2 separate regions of the Homo sapiens genome follow, and region 1 is linked to region 2. The links are chromatin contacts, found by Hi-C or POLR2A ChIA-PET in ENCODE. All regions are on one chromosome and are shown on one strand. The core of a region is the stretch at or near the end of the contact, and the rest is flanking DNA. Distances in the headings are between cores, read along the strand shown. Region 1 overlaps RNF4 (ring finger protein 4). Region 2 overlaps FAM193A (family with sequence similarity 193 member A).

Region 1 (5,553 bases), core at 1,838-4,337, 180 kb after region 2:
CTGAAATAAACGGCACTGGGTTGGGAAGGATGAGAAAGCCAAGACAGGTGGGCCAGGTTCTCCGAACATGGGGCAACAGTGACCTGGGCAAAAGCCTGGAACTGAGCGGCTGATAAGGCCACAATTACTGCCACCACCTCTCAGTATCTACACGGGGGCAGACGTTAGGCAGTGGGAACTGAGGACTGGAGGGCGTGTGGCAAACACGGGATGGATTTTATCAGAAAAGAGAGGACACCCAAACACGTGCCTGCCCTATTTATCTTGCATGTCCTGTGCCAGGTGAAGGACGCTGGAGCATGGGTAAGGTTCCTGAGAACAACTGGTGGGCAGAAACGGGCTGGGATGGGCACTGCTCCACAGGCAACATTAAGCCTCTGAGGGGGACACTAATAGTGCTACATCTTGTGGGCTGCTGAAAAGTAGGTAACGAATGGCCTTTATTGCACTTTTTCGTTCTTAGGAAACAGGGGAGTGCCCTGCAGAGTTTCTCTTGATTTGCAGAAATCACTGCAGATCAATGATAAGGTGCAGGCAGAATCACGGGTGACCTCTGACTCTCAAGGGAAGAAGTCCAGTGATTGGTCTTTCCAGGGCCTCAAGGGGCCACTCTTCAACCTGGGATCCTCGAGCTGGGTGAACCGGGTCTGGCTTGGTCAATGTGTGGCAGGCAGATTGGTCGACCGGCAGACACTTGGGACAAAAGGTGGTGTGCCCGGGAAAGCTGGGGCAAACTTTCCAAACAGGGAAAATTTCTTGGCAAATGTGCAGATTCTGCAACCAGACTGGAACCACGATTCCCAATGCGCCTGACTCCCTTTCTCCCACTCTAGAACTGGACCACCCCAGAGGAACAGAGATGGCCTGGGAGGGCCCTGGGTCCAGCGCCATAGCATCAAACTGGAGATAACAAAAGGAAGGGGTTGGAAACAAAAGAGCAGTTTACATATCAGATGTTGGTTTCGAAACAGTCTTTTTGATCTCAGGAAAATGGAGGCAGATACCACTGGAGAACCTGGCTGTCTGTCTGTCCATCCGTCTCTCCTGGGGGGCTCTGAATACTTCATATATAAATGGGGTGGTACCGTTTGTGGTTGATCTTTTTCCTACAAGTTGGGCAAGTATTAGCATTCTTCAGGGAATCACGGAGGCACTGGCTACAGAAGACATGGCCGCATTCTGTGGAAACGATGAGACGTCCATTCTGCACGATCTAGAAGGCATTAAAAAGAAGAGCCTCCGAGTTTGCCCTTGTCCCAGAGCAGCCATGGGGCCAGAGAATCCCACCCACCTATGCCTAAGATGACTAATTAAAGGAAAGCAAGGGCCAGGCTACAACAGGGAGGGGTCTGGAGAGCTAACTGTGTCTGCTGTGGTCTCTCTCAGCTGGAGAGCAGGAGGCAGGGGCCATGGCATCTCAACAGTGTGACAGCCCAAGAGGGTTATGAGGGACCCCAGTAAACACTAGCAGCTTTCAGTTAGAGCCAGGATGGGGCACAAAAAAGGAGGACGCATTTGCACCCGGAAGCTCAGGGCATACAGGAGTATAGGGGCTGAAGGTGAAAGTTGTAGGGTCCAAGGAGAAACTGGCACATTCTCCCCTCACAGGCAGATCTGCAATAAGTGACGGCCCAGGCATGACTGTGAGTAGGGGTGTCCAATCCCACCGAGGGGGAAGATCCTGTCTCATCCAATTCTTTCAGTGAAGTTTAGAAACCAGAAGCCTGGAAGATACAGCTTGGTTTACTTACCTCTGAGTATCCGTCCATGCAGATGGGACAACTGACAGTACCTGAGGGCCTAAGAGCACAGTGCTTCACGTTAGTTTCTCAGTCAACGCAAACATTTTATTATACCCTGTCACGTGAGTGGCCCCTATCCCCTACAAGAGTCCCGTCCCTGGCCTCCTGACTCTGCCTTAGCGCGGGCATCCGAGAGACTTTCAGGAAAGCCAACTGCCCCAAGGGCATGTGGGAGGGTGAACATGAGAAGGTGCACACAACCTGAGTCACCCTGCCCTCCCCCAGGCCCCTACCAGCCCCAGGATCCCTGTCTGGGGCCACTGGGACTGTCTGCACACACTGTGTCAGCGCTTGGCATCCTCTGGTTACAGTGGGAATAGCTGGACTCAGTTCTGGACCCAGTTCCAACTGTATCCAGATGCTGGGTAGAGGCTTGGGCAAGCCCTTCCAGGGCCAAGGGCTCACAGATTTGCTGAAAAGTATTCCCATGCCCTGGCCCCACATCCTAGCATGGCGGCAGCAGAGCTGGGGGCACGTTGGTACCTGAGGCCTGTAGCGCCCTCATCCCTGGCGTTTCTGGGAGTATGGGTAGTCACATATACGTCTCTGTCCCTGGACAACTCCTCATCGTCACTGCTCACCACACAGCTGTCAGCATGGTCCTGGGGCAGCCTCCTAGCATTCCTCCTTGGTCTTCTTCTTTCTAAGGTAAGAGGTCACATTTTCAGGTTGGAGGCTCTCTACTCTTACCATCCTCACCACTCCCATCCTGACGCCTCTTAAGACCCTCTTCCTTCCCTGCCTGGGACCCCCAGAGACAAACTGCTGCCATGCTCAGCTATAACCCAGAAGGTTCTGCCCAGCTCTGGAGGCCACTATCTTATCTTCCCAGGAGAAACCCCCCAACCCCTGCTGTGAGCTACCAGCCTTCTCCAAAATCTGGTAGGCCACAAGAAAGGACTATAGCTCAGTGCTCAATGATAGTGGTGAAGTTTCTTCAGCAGGCACAAGGGGGACTGGCTGTGTGGGTCTGACCACAGCATCTGCGAAGGCATCTTCCTGCTTGGAGCGCTCCAAGCCCTTGGGGATGGTCTGGCAAGACCTGCAGCACCGCGGCTCTCACCTATGCCAGTTTCCTCTCCAAACCCAGTGAAAAAGGAAACGAAACCACTCACCGTCAACAATCTTGTAAACAGAAGGAGAAAAACAAAAGAGAAAGAAGCAATCAGTTTGATATAAGTGATAAACGAAGCCATTTCTTTTTTCTGACGTGTGACACCCTCTGTGGAACCCTCTGGTGAGCAGCAGAGGCCCCACCCTCCTCCCACCCACAGAGGATCTGTGCACCTCTCCCAGTCAGTCAAGCCCACTTCCCAAGTCACTCCACCTCCCAGCTGATGTGCTGTGTCTCTCCCTGCTGGGTGTTTAGTGGAGTCTCCTGGAGCGTGAACACAGCCACAGCCACACCATGTGCTGACTGCAAGACCTGGGGACCTTCCTTACTATCTGGGGGCTGCCACAGCCACACCATGTGCTGACTGCAAGACCTGGGGACCTTCCTTACTATCTGGGGGCTGCCACAGCCACACCATGTGCTGACTGCAAGACCTGGGGACCTTCCTTACTATCTGGGGGCTGCCACAGCCACACCATGTGCTGACTGCAAGACCTGGGGACCTTCCTTACTATCTGGGGGCTGCCACAGCCACACCATGTGCTGACTGCAAGACCTGGGGACCTTCCTTACTATCTGGGGGCTGCCACAGCCACACCATGTGCTGACTGCAAGACCTGGGGACCTTCCTTACTATCTGGGGGCTGCCACAGCCACACCATGTGCTGACTGCAAGACCTGGGGACCTTCCTTACTATCTGGGGGCTGCCACAGCCACACCATGTGCTGACTGCAAGACCTGGGGACCTTACTTACTATCTGGGGGCTGCAGCTTTCTCTTCTGAAGCAGAGTCACCAGAGCCCACATCTGACTGTGCTGTTGTGAGGGTTACGTGAGGCAGTGAACATTTAGACAGCACTAGGGGCATGATGCTCTCTCAAGCTGACGCGACCAATGTAGGCCACTGCCAAGGTGGAGCCTTCATGTGGAGGAGGATTTGCATTGCTCAGTAGGTTGTTACAAGTAACTAACAGAGAAAAGCAGGCTATGCATGACCAATGCGTGTGACACACACCAAGGATTGAACACAATCCAATTCTCTGTCCTGGGGGCCTAAGAACCTGACAAGCCTCTCACCTGCCAGCTCAGAACTTACATCTAGACAATTTCTGCTCCAACAGTTTCAAACGTGGTTCCTCCCACCTTCTGGCCAAGTGCTCTTACCCATCTAGGGGGGCCAGTGGAACGCCCTTTCCCTCTTGCTGAGCACGTAGGAGGGGCTGTTTCAGGAAAGTTCTCACCACCAAAGCCCTACTGCTCACCTCACCCTGCCTGTCCCCTGGGCAGGACATCCTGCCCTACAGTGACAAGAAGCTCTAATCCTCTACTCTGACTCCCGTGCAGCCAGGATCCTAGACGTGAACCGAGTTCCCTCAAACAGACACACTCATGCTACTGGCAGGGCAGGGGATGGAGGCCGATTTGAGCTGCTGAGGGTGTTGGCACTGGCAGGCACAGCTGCATCCTGAAGAAACACTTCTGGCAGAGGCTGCTATGTCTTGAGCCCAGGCCTCTCCTCCCTAGAAAGGGTCTGCAGTACTGTCTACACGAACCCAAAGATATGAGTGCAGGGGGTGGATGCCGCCTCCAGACCTTCTTCATGGAGCAGACACAGCAGCTCCCTAGGTGGGTCAATGCTTCGAGGTCAAGAGTTATTCCTGGAGACCCAGCCCAGACACTGCTGATTTAGGCTTCTCCTTCCATGTTAAAATCCACTAAGCTTAGGAATAATTAGAGTGGATTTTGTTTCCCAAATGGCATCCTGACATACACAAACGGCCATGCAGGAAGAATGCAGGACTGAGTATAAAGGTCTTTGATTTGAGGATGAGAATATAATCCACATACGTGGAGCCACTGAAACGTGCTCCCCTTTCCTCTTAGAGGAGACTGCAGACGGTGAAAAGGGAAATCTGGGGACAATCAGTCAACCTCACCATCAGGACCAAACTTACCAGGGCCGGCACAATGTACTGTCCGCATGAAATCTAGAAAAGGAGGCTCTGGTAACAGTGCTGGCCCTTGGGGAAAGCCTTGGGTTTAGCTGGGAGCAAAAGCAAATTCTTCTGTGGCTAGAAATGACCCCAGCTTTCTACAGCTCCAACATGCCCCCACCCTCTGCCAAGATGACCCACTAATTAGGTGTGGACACCTGGAAAGGGTATGACACTCCCAGTGCCCCAGCCATGACAGTGCGCGTACTGAGTCTTTATGGTCTCTTGTGAGTCATACCCAGCTTGCCTGTGGATGGTACCAAACTGAGGCCTGTCCTGAGCACTGAGCCCAGGGGCTGCTGGCAAGCAGCAGGTGATACACACACAACTACTGGGGTGCATAAGAACAGGGTCGCCAGAGTGTTTCCTCACTGGTAACAATTCTGACTGTCCCCGCTTTTAATGAGAGAAAAACAGCTTCCAGATGAGTCTTCAGTATAAGAACAACACCACAGGCTGGGCGCGGTGGCTCACACCTGGAATCTCAGCACTTTGGGAGGCCGAGATGGGCGGATCACTCGAGGTCAGGAGTTCGAGACCAGCCTGACCAACATGGTGAAACCCTGTCTCTACTAAAACTACAAAAATTAGCTGGGTGTGGTGGCGCGTGGCTGTAGTCCCAACTACTTGGGAGGCTGAAGC
Region 2 (6,448 bases), core at 3,201-5,700:
ACATGGGAAATACTGATGTTGGGGAACTAAAGTTGGGGAACTGGAGGGGGTAGAAATCCTCTCTCTCTCTATATGTATTTTTTGAGATGGAGTCTCTCTGTCACCCACGCTGGAGTGCAACGGCATGATCTTGGCTCACTGCAATCTCTGCCTCCTGGGTTCAAGCGATTCTCCTGCCTCAGCCTCCCCGAGTAGCTAGGATTACAGGTGCACCACCAAGCCCAGCTAATTTTTTTTTGTTATTTTTAGTAGAGACAGGGTTTCAGCATGTTGGCCAAGCTGGTCTCGAACTCTTAACCTCTGGTGATCTGCCCACCCTGGCCTCACAAAGTGCTGGGATTACAGGTGTGAGCCACCATGCCTGGCCCCTCTACGCTCTTTTCTACAGGAGGGAGGCCACATGGCGAGAGCATGCCAAACCCAGTGTTTTCCTATACTAGCACATCACACATGGAAAACCAGGCATCGCTCAGAAATACCTTCCCGCTATTCTGTATTTACCAATTGAATTGTTGACTCTGTCTCCTTTCTTCTTCTTATTTTTCTTGTTCTTGCCCTTTGGCTGAGGGGACTCTGCCAGCACCAGCTTGCTGTTCTGCTGATGCTCACCGGGAGAGGTGGGCTCCATAGGGGTTGGGTTTGACTTTTCGTCCTTGATGTGGTTCAGCTGCTTTTTGTTATTGTTATTACTGTTGACTTTTCTCTCCTCTCTTTTCTGCTCTGTGATGGACATGAGGTCGACCACCTTAGCCTTTGACTCAGTCTGGGCCCGGGGCTTGGACTGCCCCTCTGTGGCCTTGGGGGGCTCTGTGGGCCTCCTCGCTGGCTCGCTGCTGGCCTTGCTGGTCTGCCTCAGCTTCTGCTTGCCATTTCCTTCTTTATGGTGCTGCATGATGTCGAAGAAAAAAGAGAGTGGCTCATGCTGCTTCCCATTCACCTCCTTGGGGAGGAGAAATTTGGAGTCTCTGGTGTCGACGGGGTCTGCAGCATCCCCATCAGCCCCTAGCCCTGGCCTGGGCTCTGAGTGGTTCATATGCCTGGATGGGGAGTGAGAAGAGGTTTCTGGTTCTTCAGTTTGCTCTAGTGAGCCATTGTGGATGTTTCCAGAGTTAGGAACAGACTCTGTTGCTGCCTGGAAATTTCTAGTGAGCATGTCCAACTTGGGGCAGTCTTTACTTGGCCTCTCCTTCTTCTTCTTTTTTACAGCTCTTAGCTTCTGAAGCTCCTGAAGCCGCTGAAATTCCTCCTTGAAACGATCCTCCTCTTCTTCCTCATCCTCCTCCTCCTCCCGCCGCCTCTGCTCCTCCTGGAGGTGCAGGTGCTCCCGGGCCCTGGCCTCTGCTTCTAGGCGAGCTTTCTCCTCCAGCTGCCAATGCAAAAAGAAGGCAATTTAAGACTACAGTGAGTGCTAAAAATTAAGTCATACAGAAAAACTAAGATAATTTCAAAAACGAATCACATATGGAACATAAACTCTGAAGAGGCTGTAATAAATCAAAACTTAACACACACCCACCTCCAATTCTCTTACTCTGCAGGATTGTTAAACTTCATCTATTTACTAAAGTATATGCTTACTTATTTGTGTGTGTGTGTGTGGGGGGGGGGGTGGTAGTTAACAAAAAATTCCCGATAGCCTTTGACCTGGTACTAAACACAGTAACCAAGGACAAAGCAGCTGCAAAGCACACATCCAGGGAGTCAGCTACCCCCTCACAGGTGCGGCAGGGCATCATGCCGCCTGGCCGAGTGGATGATGTAACCAATACCACAGACTGCCCGGGCAGTACTGAGGCTGTACACGTGCCGCCAGAACTCTGAGCAAACCCACCTTTCCAGGCGAAGGCTAATGCATTCACTTGAACAGGGAATGTAAGAAATGTGTACCAGGCTGGTGCAGTGGCTCACACCTGTGATCCTAGGAGTTCAAGAGCAGCCTGGGCAACATGGCAAAACCCCGTCTCTACAAAAAGTATCAAAATTAGCTGGATGTGAGGGCGCACGACTGTGGTCCCAGCTATTTGGGAAGCTGAGGTTTGAGAATCGCTTGAAGCCAGGAGGTTGAGGCTGCAATGAGCTGTGATGGCACCACAAAAAGCAATGTGTAGTAAAGAACTAGAAATTCCTTCTTCCCACCCTAGCAGATAAACAGAAGTGCCATATATTTTCACTAGTGTGACAGATGTGACAGAGCAAATGACTCACTGTCCAACTTGATGGAAAATTAATTTTCATCCCAAGTAAAGACAGCATTTGAGTAGTGATGCACACAAACTCCAGGGGCACAAATGGAAACTGTTCTTTGTGTTCAGAAAGCAGATGAGAGTCATCAGTGTTAGGAGCACGGCTCCACCCACCACCAACCTTTAGAAATGCTGGGGCTTATGAGAAACTCTGCCAAAAGCATTTCTCCTAGAGAAATAGAAAAGTACTCCCCAAGTGTAAATTATTTTTCACAATATTTTAAACAGGCAAATTGACTTGTCTTTTGAAAAACTTAAAAATTATGATAAAAATTTAACAATGGTATGTTATTAAAAATTTCATTTGACAATTCAAGTAAAAATTATTTAACATCCTTCTCCATGTGTATGTCAGGAGCAGCACCCAGCAGCCACCTCGTGGATGGGTCCTGCAGTCCAGTGTCTAGAGTGAGCTGTGGGCCTGCACGGGAGCAGAGGAGAGACCAACTCCATCAGGACACTCGCTGGCACACACTGGCCAGTTGGCATCCTCTCAGAGCTGATCTAAATCCAGCACACGTGCCTTGTCAATATATGGACAAATAACAAGCATGTAAAGGCAGGTGCCCTGGTCTCCAGCAGAACGGCTGCCCCAGCACAGGCCCCCGGTTTGGACCTGCTACGGGACAGAGTCCATAGGTCAACTATTGCTGTCCCTTCAACAACCAGCCAGCCAGTGAGCCTCAACACACATCTGTGAGCTGCTCTGTAAAATGGGTGCAGCGTAGAAAGCACCAGGAGGTGGTCCCTCGAGGTGGGACTGGGTGCTGGGCAGGGCCTATGACATCAGCCTCTAAGGTTCAGCTGGGCCTCAAGTCTGGATTCAGACCACCTGCAAGGTCAGAGGGCAAGAGCCTGGGGTGGAGAGTACCCTGAAAACTCAGGAAGGCGTCCCAGAGGCCTCCAGTGAATCCCAATGGGACGTCTCAGGGCCTTGGACCATCGTGGGTACCCCGATGCTGGACGCTCCTGAATGGAGGACACACTGTGTTCTCTGCACTCCAGCAGTCTCTAGTCTTCTGGGGCACGGGACAAGGCTTCTCCCCCAAAGCCTCCCAATCAGGCCCAATAGTCAGTCTAAATCTACTGTAGGACTGCGAGGTATGAGCAGAGCTCTTGAGGGTAGAACAATCACAACAGCTAAGATACAAGTAACAACACAGGACATCGGGCCCACCCTCTGGTCCACTGTGGGATCGTCCTCTTCCTCACCTTTTTGCCTGACCATGCTGCAGACAGAAACCTGGCCTCTTCCCAAGACCACTGTCCTACTGTCAGAACCCCAGGAACCTACAAGTTCCCTCTGCATGCAGCCCACATCTGCTCACTGAGGTCTGGTTCTTGGAGCCTGACACTTTTAGGGAGCTGAAACCAGAAGGCTCTTTGGAACTGCTCCAGCATAGGGGCATTTAGACAATCCTCCAAGAGAAAAAAGTTGTCTTTTTTTTTGAGACAGTCTCACTCTGTCACCCAGGCTGGAGGGCAGTGGCATAATCTCGGCTCACTGCAACCTCCACCTCTGAGGTTCAAGTGATCCTCCCACCTGAGCCTCCTGAGTAGCTGGGACTACAGGCGTACACCACCATGACTGGCTAACGTTTTTTGTATTTGACATTTGCTTTTTGTGACACACCATGCCCTCTGGTAAGGAGGGAACTGCTCATGTCTTCCCATGAAGACTTATTTTCCTCCCCTCTAATCAATGCCATGTGCTGGTCTTCATCTGGAACAGCAGTGGGACAAGAGCAGCATGGGGGACATGCTCAGACCTGAGTCCAGAAGACTTCCCTGTGCCAAGTGCCCCGCCCCAGTCTCATATCAAAGACACTTCTGAACCCACAGGCCCCAAAAGCCCACCTGGGCCTTTCTTCTATCATCTCTACAGTTGACGGCTCCTTTCTTCGAAAAGAAGGTTCTCCAGCAGATAAAGCTGGAGTGTCTGCTGCTGCCCTCATGATGGCCAGCACAAGAACAAACCCATTCTACAAAAGGGGAAGTAATTTCCCGAAAACACAAAGTTAAGTTTTTTACCAGTCTCCAGTTCAGGCCACCAGAGACAGGCTGGCTCTCAGAACAAAGTTGTGGGCAAGTGAACACACGTCAGAGCCCCGACCTCCTGTGGCTCAGCCCTGCCTAGAGACTGGCGTGGCACGGCACCTTCAAATGCCCTCAGACCTGGCGCCTCCAGGTGCTGAGAACTGTCACTTGCCTTCCTTTGCTTATGCCTTGCTCGCTTCGCTGCACGCGTGCTGCTCACTGGTTTGGTTTCGGAGCTATTTATAAACTGCAACAAATCCTCCACCCTCCGATGGTCAACGACGCTTTCCCTTTCTGAGATCTGGTCCATTTTTTTAGGTTGCTCCTCTTTCCTCTTGGTCAGCCGTAAGCGAAGCTTTTCCCTCATTTCTGCATAATTTCTACTTGTTGGTGCAGCTGGAGGCTGAGAAAAACAACAAAGTTATGCTTAAGTTTTAAAAATTTTGAATATAATAAATTTCAGACCACACCTCCAAAAATAAACTGTTTTATTACTCAAGTAGTATATATTTGTTGTGAAAAATAAGGAAATACAACAACCAGCAGAAAAAGAGAAAAACCTATCAGCAAGTCACCCAAAAGTGGCATTTTGATACCTACTCTCAAATTTTACATATTCATGAAAAACCTGATAAAGCATGTATAGCTATGCACATAAGTGGATTTTTTAAACTGAAAAGGAAACAATTACAAATCCTGATTAATGTATTTTATTTATTTATTTATTTATTTATTTTTGAGACAAGGTCTTGCTCTGTCACCCAGGTTGGAGTGCAGTGGTGCGATCATAGCTCACTGCAGCCTTGACCTCCTGAGCTCAAGCAGGGGTGTGCTGTCACACTCAGCTAATTTTCTTTATCTTTTGTAGAGACAGGGTCTCCTGTGTCGCCCAAGCTGGTCTTCAATTCCTGGGCTCAAGAGATCCTCCCTTAGCCTCCCAAAGTGCTGCTATTACAGGCATAAGCCACTATGCTTGGCCTCTACCTGTTATTTAACATGGTGTGAATATCTTTTCATGTCAATAAATGTGTCTGTAGTATCTTTCCATCCATTTGTGGGTTTCCTTTTTGGTGCCAAAAAAAGCCCTGAATCCTACTGCCAAATTTCTTGCTATAAAAACATGTGAACATTTTAGGAAATGCAAACAGAGCTAAAGCAGAAAAAGAACAACTATAAGCCCCTGCTATTCCTGTCACCCATCCCTCTTAAACAGTGGGTGATAATTGGTTGTATAAATTAAATCACAGCTCTGGAAAGATGGACAAGTATGTGTGTGTACCAACGCCCTCTGTATTCAAACAAGAGAAACCCAACTGCACACACACAACGCTGCTGTCGCTGGCTACAATGTTCCACCATATGGATACACCATGGTTAACAACCTCCTACCAATGGGTATTCAGTAGGAATACCTCACTGCTGATTTACCAGTTACCTTAAAAACCACAAAGTAAAAAATGAAGAAAAAAAATCATTATGGCTAAATCTTTGGGCATATATTTTTCTTTGTTTCTTTACAATGGATATACCCTAGAAGTGGAATATACCCCGAATTCAACCTAGTACAGAATTTCTGCAAAGGAGCCCGTGTGTTGCACACTTCCCACATCATGATGCGCTGACCTCATGCACTCACCCCGCCGTGCCCAAAGAATTCGCAGTAGCAGCAGTCGCAGTACTTGCCCTCCTTCTGGTTGGTGGAGGTCGAGGTGCTGGAGCTGTGCTCAGAGCAGCTGTCCTCATCTGCACTCTCGTCCCCATCATCCTGCTGTGGGTCGTAGACACCATTCTCGCAGCGGTGCCCTTCGCAGTCAGGGTCACTGCAAAACCGCATACAAGCTCATCAGCAAGTGGCCGGCCCGGGAGGCAATGACTCACATTGTTGCACATGACCACCCACTGTCCTGCCCATTTCACAGACAAGAGGCAGCGCAGAGGGTGCATAGTCCCAGGGTTACTAGGGAGTCATACACAAGCAGCAAGGGGCTCACGTGGGAGACATGGCGTGTGCGCATGCATGCAGGCGGTCCCTCAAAGTGCTCACAGAGCGCCACTGAACAGGAACACGTAGTCTCTCCAATGACTCCTTCTGAGACTGCCCCTGCCACCACAGCTTCCATACTAAGGGGCTTCGAAAAGGGGTATAGCTTCAAACAGGCGAGTTCAAA

The links. Hi-C counts contacts between places; a loop is a spot of excess contacts on that map. ChIA-PET counts read pairs that join two places held with the same protein, here RNA polymerase II (POLR2A). Pooled maps may share reads with other maps.
Region 1: a loop to region 2 is called in a pooled map, with 3 times the contacts of the local background. The contact joins two enhancer-like sites. A Hi-C loop is called at or near these places in 2 of 50 pooled maps. POLR2A ChIA-PET finds 5 or more read pairs at or near these places in 6 of 52 experiments (AG04450, CD4-positive, alpha-beta T cell, WTC11 and 3 more).

What each region holds. Positions count from the first base shown.
Region 1 is chr4:2,509,330-2,514,882 of GRCh38, reverse strand. RNF4 (ring finger protein 4) reads right to left here. Exons shown (of 8, transcript NM_002938.5): 5 at 2,918-2,927; 6 at 2,286-2,445; 7 at 1,752-1,800; 8 at 1-1,213. The coding sequence ends at 1,064. Among named protein-coding and RNA genes, the nearest start is that of FAM193A, 25 kb to the left of the region's middle. Within about 2 kb of position 3,087, at least 2 of the 41 ENCODE cell types and tissues checked have a DNase peak (open chromatin) inside an H3K27ac peak, as active enhancers do.
Region 2 is chr4:2,694,598-2,701,045 of GRCh38, reverse strand. FAM193A (family with sequence similarity 193 member A) reads right to left here. Exons shown (of 21, transcript NM_001366318.2): 17 at 5,917-6,100; 18 at 4,453-4,683; 19 at 502-1,366. Among named protein-coding and RNA genes, the nearest start is that of TNIP2, 59 kb to the left of the region's middle. RefSeq lists enhancers at 3,942-4,291, 4,991-5,050. Within about 2 kb of position 4,450, at least 4 of the 41 ENCODE cell types and tissues checked have a DNase peak (open chromatin) inside an H3K27ac peak, as active enhancers do.